2 separate regions of the Homo sapiens genome follow, and region 2 is linked to region 1. The links are chromatin contacts, found by Hi-C or POLR2A ChIA-PET in ENCODE. All regions are on one chromosome and are shown on one strand. Each heading gives the region's core, a stretch centred on a gene start or an enhancer-like site at or near the end of the contact. The rest is flanking DNA. Distances are from core to core; before and after follow the strand shown.

Region 1 (4,047 bases), core at 689-3,188:
CCTAGGGCACTTTTAAAGGTAAGTTTGGAAAGAGGTCTTTCTCCACCAGAGTATGAAACAGACTAGAACAACCAATCCTACAACCTGCAGGGCAGTAGCCGCTCCACTAATTGATTCTCCTTCTTTGTCTCTAGGAACTATGCCCAGGCAGAAAAAAAGTTACTGTAGGTGATGAAGCCAGTGCTCCCTGAACCAAATAAACCCTATCGACGTTACCGAACTGCCGGGCAAAACCAGAGCAACTCACTTACTTGGAAGGTGAAAAACACTTCAACATACTCCAGGCGGCAACCGACACTTAGGGGCCAGGCAGATGAAACACCATTTGTTTAAAAAGTCTATTATTTCACTGTCTCTTCAACAAAGGTGGAAAACTGATGATTAAACACTGAATAATGCCACCCACTTACTAAACCTATGATTCACTAATAAGCAGGTTCAATGCAATTCATAACTTTAAAGAATGAATTACCGAAGCCCCTTGCTTCACAAATTCCCCCAAGAAACAGAAAGAGCATTCATCACATATAACCCGACAACCATTTTTACTATGGACACCTACAGATGGCTTCTCTTCCTCTAAGGACACAATTTCCTTCACAATCCCACATGTAATCATTTACAATACCAGAAACAAACTCCAACTCAGTTCCACCAACTGGGTTTTTAAAAATCCTTGTGCCTAAGAACGTCTTTTTTCCCCAAAGTAAAATGTGCCATTAAAAAATATTTTTAAAACGCAAAAGTGCTTATCATTCCGTACTTCTTTTACTACCTTCAGCAGCCAATTATTGACGTGATAAAAGGTAGAAACTCCTGGAATGCTTCAGAGATCAACATGTGTCACAGACTCCCAGCCTGTCCGCCTCTAAGACACAGTTGGTTCCTTTGTTCCTTCTGACTGAACACCAACTCCTGATCAAAATTGGGAAACTACTTTGGAAGGGATGGGAGGGTCTGCAGAATACATCCACGGAAACCTTCATAAAACAATATTCAATCGTAATAAGGTGGACACAGAAGAAGGGAGAAAAGGCAGCCTCCCGGACTTCCACCGGGCTCACCCTAAATGGGGGCCGGCCCCTGGCTCCTGGTAAAATGATGGCTGAGGCCTCGGGTCCGTGAGCCTCGCCATCGGGAGGGGACCGCGAGTGCGGGCAGAGCGGCCCGGGGTCGGGTGGGGGCCGGGCGAGCTGTCCCTTTTCCTATTCACTTTCCCAGCCGGGTATCCAGCGAGCAAGGAGCAGGGAGGCACCCAGGCGAAAGGCGCCGCCCAGGATCCGGCTGGACAGCAGGACGGAGAGCGGCGAGGCGAGCGGTGCCCGGGGTTCGGGACCGAGAGGGCAAGCGAGCGGGGGCAACCCCGACCCGGCCCCCCGAGTCCGGCCCCGCTCAGGGGCCACGCGACGGCCGCCCCCTTGCCCAGAACTGGCACGGACGGGCGGGCCGACCCGGGGCCACTCCACAACTTGCCGGCCCGCCGCCCCGGCCCCCCGCGAGAACCCGGAGACTCGAACCAGGCAGCAGAGGCAGGATTTCCCCGGAAACGCGCCCTCCCCGCCGCCCCGACGCCCCCGCGGCCCTGCCAGCCAAGCGAGAGCCGACGCGGGCCGCGCTCCCGGGCCGTTTCCGGCGGCGCCGGCGGCCGCTACTCCTGGCGCCCTGGCCGCGGCCGTCACTCACCCCAGGCCGCCGCGGCTCCCAGCCTCCGGCTCCGTCAGGCTCGGTCCGCGAAGGCGCCTGCCGCCCCGTCCTGGCCCGGCGCCCCGGCGAGCTCTTCCCTCCGACCAGCGGCGCTCACGGCGCAGCGGCGGACGCGAGGCCACGGGCGGACGGGCGCGCGCGGGTGGCGGGCGGGCGTGGGGCCGGGTCGTCCCTGCGCCTCGCCGCCGCCTCCTCCGCCGCCGCCTCCCGAGTTCGGGGCTCTGCTGCAATGTCTGCGAGGCTGACTTTGAGCGCCTCGCTCACCGCCCGCCCGCAGCCGCGCTCCTCCCTCCGCCGCCGAGTCCGCCGCGGCCCAGTCCCTCCCCTCGCCGCCCCACGCCATTCAGCTCTTCAGCCAAGTTTCTTAACCCTTTTCTCCCCCTCCCTCCCATTGTCACCCGGTCAGGAGGAAGCCGCGCGGATCCGGGCGGCTCACAGGAGCTGCGGAACCCCCTCTGTTTCGTGGATTTCCTTCTCGCCTGCTCTCCGGGTGTCCCAGACGGGGCTGCAAGACCCGGAGGCAGCGAGAGGACCGCGTCCCCGAGAGAGGGGCTGCACGGCGCGCCCGGGCCGTCCCCCGGGCTCCCAGCTCTGTCCAGCCGCCCGCGACCGCTGCAGGCGCCTGGACAGCTCCTCCTGGGGACCGGGGAAAGCGCTCTTGGGACCCAGGCCGAATGCTCCCGTTTGGGCACAGCCTGGGGGCCGGGGCGCCCCAGACGCTCCAGGGTCCCCGCCTGCCTTAAGCGTCTACCTCCTCCCCTTCACCCCACAACACGCGCTCTCTGGGCCCCCTTTCACCCACCCACCCCCAATTTCTATCTCCTTGTAATCTGTGTGTCCTGCTTTAATGTTGGGGGGCACGGGCGCGAACTCTGGGTCACTTTGACCCCACGCCCAGCACGTAGTAGGCGCCCAGCACTCGTGTGGAGCGACTCTGGGAGGAAAACTAGGAAGGAGACCTGAGGAGCGCCCCGCTCAGCTCCCTGGACAGACGTAGGACCCAGGAGCAGGGTTAATCCTCGGCTGCTTTGTCACTGCGAAGTCTCCAGCGGAGTCTGTCAGCCAATCTGCATCATCCCCGGGAAGGATCTGACCCAACAAGACAAGGGAAAAGGAGCAGGGCTGCTACTTCTTCAGCAGCTCTCCTCGGTTCGGTCTCCGAATAAGAAATAACAATTACATCACGAGGCCGGGGCGGCAGCGCGGTGGAGCCTCTCGGTTTCCTGCAGCCTAATCTCACTGAACCCGCCTCTAAATTGGGGGGGCCACAGATTGGTGAAACGAGAAAGTGGAAGGAGGAGAGAGTCATACGAAACCATAATTTCCCCTTATCCTTGTATTTGCTGTTTGAAAAATCGTATCCTCAACGCTCCCCAGACATCTCACTAGAACTATTAACACCCCCTCAACACCTCCCCAGATGTCAGGTTTCTTTTTGACTTGAGCATCTAGCATTTAGTAATTCGCCATGAAAAAAATTACCAGGGGAAGCGAGTGTTGTTGCTGAAATTGTTTTTGCTTGACACAAAAAAGCTAAAGTACAGCTTAGTCTCACCCGAAATTCTGAAACGGCATGCCCGTGTTAAAACACTTATTACATAAGACAAATGAGCCGATGAGGCACTCCATTCTTATATGTAGGTTTTCATATCCTGAAGAATTTGATAGCATTTGGAAATGAAGTTGCTAATGCGCTTAAAAAACAAAAACTATCCAAGTCATGAAACTGTATTCTGTGCCTGTTATGTAATGGCTGTATTGTGTATTGCAAATTTCACTTAACCTTTAAACAATATGAATGAGAGTTTTAGAATACTGTCACAGTCTTGAAAGTGAAAGCAATTTTTCAAATTAATGCTTAATAAATTCAGCACCCAGCACAGTGCCGGGCACATAGTGCCAATGTTTTCCTTAGTGGCAATGGCACATTTTAAAACAATTATTTTTCATCACCCTAGTGATTGAACTATGCAATCTGTTGCCATTTTATATAGTTAAACCTCATATAATATAATACCATATTATTTGCATATACCACAATTCAAAATCTGCTCTAGGCAAAATAAAGTCTGCTGTTTTTTAGTGCATCATTTATTCAGAATTGATACAAAGCAAACCGTTTCAATTCAATGATGACCAGCATAATTGGAGCTTGGCCCTTAGTGGGGGGTCAAACTTTTTTTATGAAAATTATTTTTAACCATTATACAGATTTTTCTACAATGTATTGCAAATGTTTCTCTTAAGCAGTTTGTTGAACGTCATTTAGCATTTTCTTGATAATTCAATGTTAATTTTATTAAAAGTAATTATTGTAGTAGGTTGTAGCGGATTCAGTAAATA
Region 2 (4,047 bases), core at 853-3,352, 780 kb after region 1:
ATATCAAAACAAAAGTTTATCTTTGTGTATGAAAACTTATGCAATTCAGTTACTTAAGTTGTTTTCAAGCACCTTCAGTACTTTTGGCTTTTTTAATAGGTAAATAGTGGATATGCTAGTTATAAATATGTTGAATAAGATAAATAAGTATGTAAACATCTGTATGGTATTTTGAATGAATCATATTAGTGTCATGAAGTTTTGAATGAAATTTTCTGAATTTTACACTGACTTCTGTATTAGTGTAGATTACTGAAATACATAGAATTTGTTAACAATAAAAAGAAAAAAAGGAATAAATCTGATTGAGTTGTTAAAAATGGGTATCAGCTTCCAACAGCTTTTTCTTATTTTCAGCAGGTGTTTGTTGAACACTTAAGATATAAATATACTGGAGCCTCATAGGCTGTATATAATAAGTTAAACAAAATAGAATATGGATATTAACTGGATACACAATTGATTACCAAAAACAATAGAAGGATAAAATTATAAGGAAAAAAACCCTACAAATTCTGATGAGTTTAGAGGAGGTCATATCTTATTTTGGTTGAGATATCAAGAAAGGTTTTTGGGAGCTATTGGACTTTTTAAAAAATTGTCAGCTATACAGACAATAATAGAAAATACAACTCCACTATTTTTTATCTTAAGTACTTAAAGTTCTAAATACTTTCAGGGAAAAATGTAATGATATTGGTAATACCCAGTTTGAGGATGTAAAGGGAAAACTGCAGATTTTGTATTACTACTTGATGAATGCATTTGCTTCTGATGTTCAGTTTTAAGTGGTTTCATTTGATACCAAGTCAATGCAGGTATTTTTAAAAGATTTAAGAGTATGTGCTTAAACAGTTTAATAGTGCATGTGCGTTGGAACTTTTAAAAATAAGTCATATGGATACAGGGCTGCTGCTTAGGGATGTGCAGGTTATACAGTTGTGCAAGGATGCCATTGTTCTCCACTGTTCTCTTTTCTAATGTTTATATTAATGATTTCCTTCTGCAGAAACCTGAAAATACTACAAGCCAACCACTTTCTAATCAGCGAGTTGTAGAGGTGGCGATCCCTCATGTAGGGAAATTTATGATTGAATCAAAGGAGGGGGGGTATGATGACGAGGTACCTTTTACAGCCCTCTGCACCATTGCTACTTAACTTTTGCTATTTAATACAAATACTTTGGGCATGCCTGCACCCTCATACTTAATGTCTATTGCCACATAACATACAGCTTTGCCCCCTCATAGTCCAAAATTACTTTACCAATTATTAACAGAACTTTGAATTTCAAATGAAAATTTAAGTAGAAAACTTATGGAATTTGTCAAAAGAATTTTCTGTTTGTGGAGTTAATTCTTTTATGCAGAAATAGTACCAGTTTACTTCCAGGTTGGCAGATTACAATAAGATTTGTTTAATTAGTACAAAAATTTTTTGCATTTAAAAATAATTTTTTATATTCCATTCTTGTTTTACTGGAATTACTTATAATCCTTTTCCCACTATCTCCTGCCAGAAAATCCCACAGCATGATTGCAGGATGGATAATTGATATTTTTGCTTCTACAGCCTCTCCATGTGACTGTGAGTGGAGTAAGTCATCACCGTTACTGAGTGCCTACCGTTAATAGGACCTCCATGTTTATTCTTATCTCTTCACTGTTAATTCTCATTTACTTAGTTTTCCAACAGTATGGAGGCATTTTTGTTTTTCATGATTTAGTTCTTTGGAATCCAGATGAAAATGATCTATTGTCTTATTCTATCAGATGATTTTCTCCCCTTTTCCACTTTTCTCTTGAGACACTTAATATTACTCTTTTTGAGGAACGGCCAGTAAAGCTGTTTTTGAACAGGAACACAGAGGAGGCCGTAACTATTGGGTAGTGGGGGAGGGGGGTGATTTGGAAAAATGCTTGTTGGATTCTAGTTTTTGTGGGTTTGTATAAGAATTGCATTTATGTTAAGTTTTTTTTCACGTAACTTTTTTTCTGACTTACTCCAATGTTACTATCATGCTAGAGTTAATCACCAAAGTCAGAAGTGTCATAAAGACATATCACTGTACCAGTGTAAGAAATCACACGCCATAAAGAGAATAAGCAGATTTGTGAGATAAACTGGTCAGAGAGTTTTCTCAAGCAGGTGTTAGATATATTGCAATTCTCAGTATATAATCCAAAGTAAATACAATGAGTAATAGGTTCAGTGAATCAGAGGTGACGGAGGCAATCTCTTGATTTCTGTAAGATAGCTTCATAGGGCTTTGAGTAATTTCACTTTGCAGATATTTTAAAATGTAAACAGCTAAAAATAATAAGCTATTATGAAAACAAAAAAAATGCTTAAGTATTTGTACTTAATGGCTCTACATTGTTCTAGTTAACTATTTTATAAACATGCTGGCTCTTGAAAATTATGGGAACTGGCATGTTTTTAATAAACCTATCAATTTATTGATTAAGCAGTTAAGTACTTGTTTTAGGATGTGCCCTCTCTCATTTAAAAAAGTTGAATTGTGATTAATCATTTAACACTATCTTTTTTGCAAGTGCTTATGTGACAGAGTTGTGTGTTTTGTCGTTTTTTAAAATTTATTGCAGTGACAGTTTAACAGTGCATGTGCATTGGAACTTTTAAAAATGAGTTGTTATGGATACAGGGCTGCTGTTCAGGGATGTGCAGGTTGTACAGTTCTGCAAGGATGACTAGACAAGGGGCAGAAGTGGGAAGCAAATTGAGTTCATGATGAGCTCTCTGAGGCTTGAGGAAGAGGTACCTTTTTTAATTGGTAAAAAGGGATGTTGCTTTTTCTAAATAGTTCACTCAGAGGATAGCACATTTTTCTAATTTGTTTGTCTAGAAGCAGGGTGCCTTTTTCAAATTCTCCAATTCAGAGAGGATGCCTTTTTGCAGTTTGCACAAAGGCTCCGTATGAGCCAGCTGTGCCCTGTATGGATGATCTTAAAAGGTGCTTACATGCATATTGGATTAAATTTGGTATTAAAAGTGCAACATTTGATTTATAAATATGGAAAACAAAAGAGTTTCAGCTTGCATGTGAATAAATTATTTTAGTTTAAAAACCTTTTTTTAATGTTAACTATCTTCTGTGGCAGATCATGATGACACCGAACATGCAAGGTATTATCATGGCGATAGGTAAATCCAGGAGTGTATATGACAGGTGTGGCCCTGAAGCAGGGTTCTTTAAGGTACAATGAACATTTTCATTTTCGTGTCTTTTCTTTTTCAAAATTAAACTTCTTAAAATATTTTATTTCTTTGAATTCAGTTTGGTTTTCTGTATAATTTCTCTTTTCCTATCTTAGTTATGGCCACCGGATATCCTAGGGTTTTATTTTATGTATTAATTAACCTAATACTGATTGTTTTTCTCTTAATCCAGGTAATTCAAGAAAAAAATCTTTTTATTTGAGTCACTCTAATAGTGTGCTTTTGATTTGTCAGCAGAAATTTGAATTGTATTTTTTATTTGAAGGGAATGAGGACATTAATGAACAATAATAAGAACTGAGTAAATTGCCCTGGTAATAGTTTATTTTATCTTCATTGTTCATATTATTGGTCAATATCATAATATTCTTTAATTTTATTATCATTAGGTACTAAATTGCTTTTTCGTTTATAAAATGATTTATTTATTATATTATTTTTGTTATGTTTCCCCATAATTAATTTTTGATAACCTAGTCAGTTCAAGACATGTGAGAACATCAAGCTGAACACGATTCCATGATTTACCCACATCTTTTTCCCTCTAATATCAGAGCTTTACAATGTTTTGATTACAATTTTTTCCTTTTACAGATTTGAAAGATGAAAATACCATGTATGTTTTGTCATTTTATTTACATTAACTGAAAATCTTCAAGTTTTTTTTTTTTTCACTCTTTTCAAACCCTTCTTAGTGGTTTTAAAAAGCAGCTTTTTTGAGGTCCAGTTTGCTACAGTGAACTATGCATTTCTTTCTTTTTGACATTAAAAATCTAACATTTTTCATTTTCTGTATTTTGCCATTA

What was found. A loop is a pair of places that touch in the nucleus more often than their neighbours do. ChIA-PET counts read pairs that join two places held with the same protein, here RNA polymerase II (POLR2A).
Region 2: a loop to region 1 is called in a map of endothelial cell of umbilical vein, with 3 times the contacts of the local background. The contact joins the enhancer-like site here to the promoter of NRIP1 in region 1. A Hi-C loop is called at or near these places in 1 of 168 maps with a recorded cell type or tissue (endothelial cell of umbilical vein). POLR2A ChIA-PET finds 5 or more read pairs at or near these places in 1 of 52 experiments (PC-3).

Annotation. Positions count from the first base shown.
Region 1 is chr21:15,063,062-15,067,108 of GRCh38, forward strand. NRIP1 (nuclear receptor interacting protein 1) reads right to left here and starts at 1,939. Exons shown (of 4, transcript NM_003489.4): 1 at 1,684-1,939. LINC02920 (long intergenic non-protein coding RNA 2920) reads left to right here and starts at 4,009. Exons shown (of 2, transcript NR_186411.1): 1 at 4,009-4,047. RefSeq lists enhancers at 291-340, 2,791-2,840 and silencers at 1,171-2,030, 2,281-2,460.
Region 2 is chr21:15,846,654-15,850,700 of GRCh38, forward strand. USP25 (ubiquitin specific peptidase 25) reads left to right here. Exons shown (of 26, transcript NM_001283041.3): 19 at 1,010-1,123; 20 at 3,124-3,219. Among named protein-coding and RNA genes, the nearest start is that of USP25, 120 kb to the left of the region's middle. Within about 2 kb of position 2,103, at least 3 of the 41 ENCODE cell types and tissues checked have a DNase peak (open chromatin) inside an H3K27ac peak, as active enhancers do; they include PC-3 and endothelial cell of umbilical vein, where a contact is called at or near this core.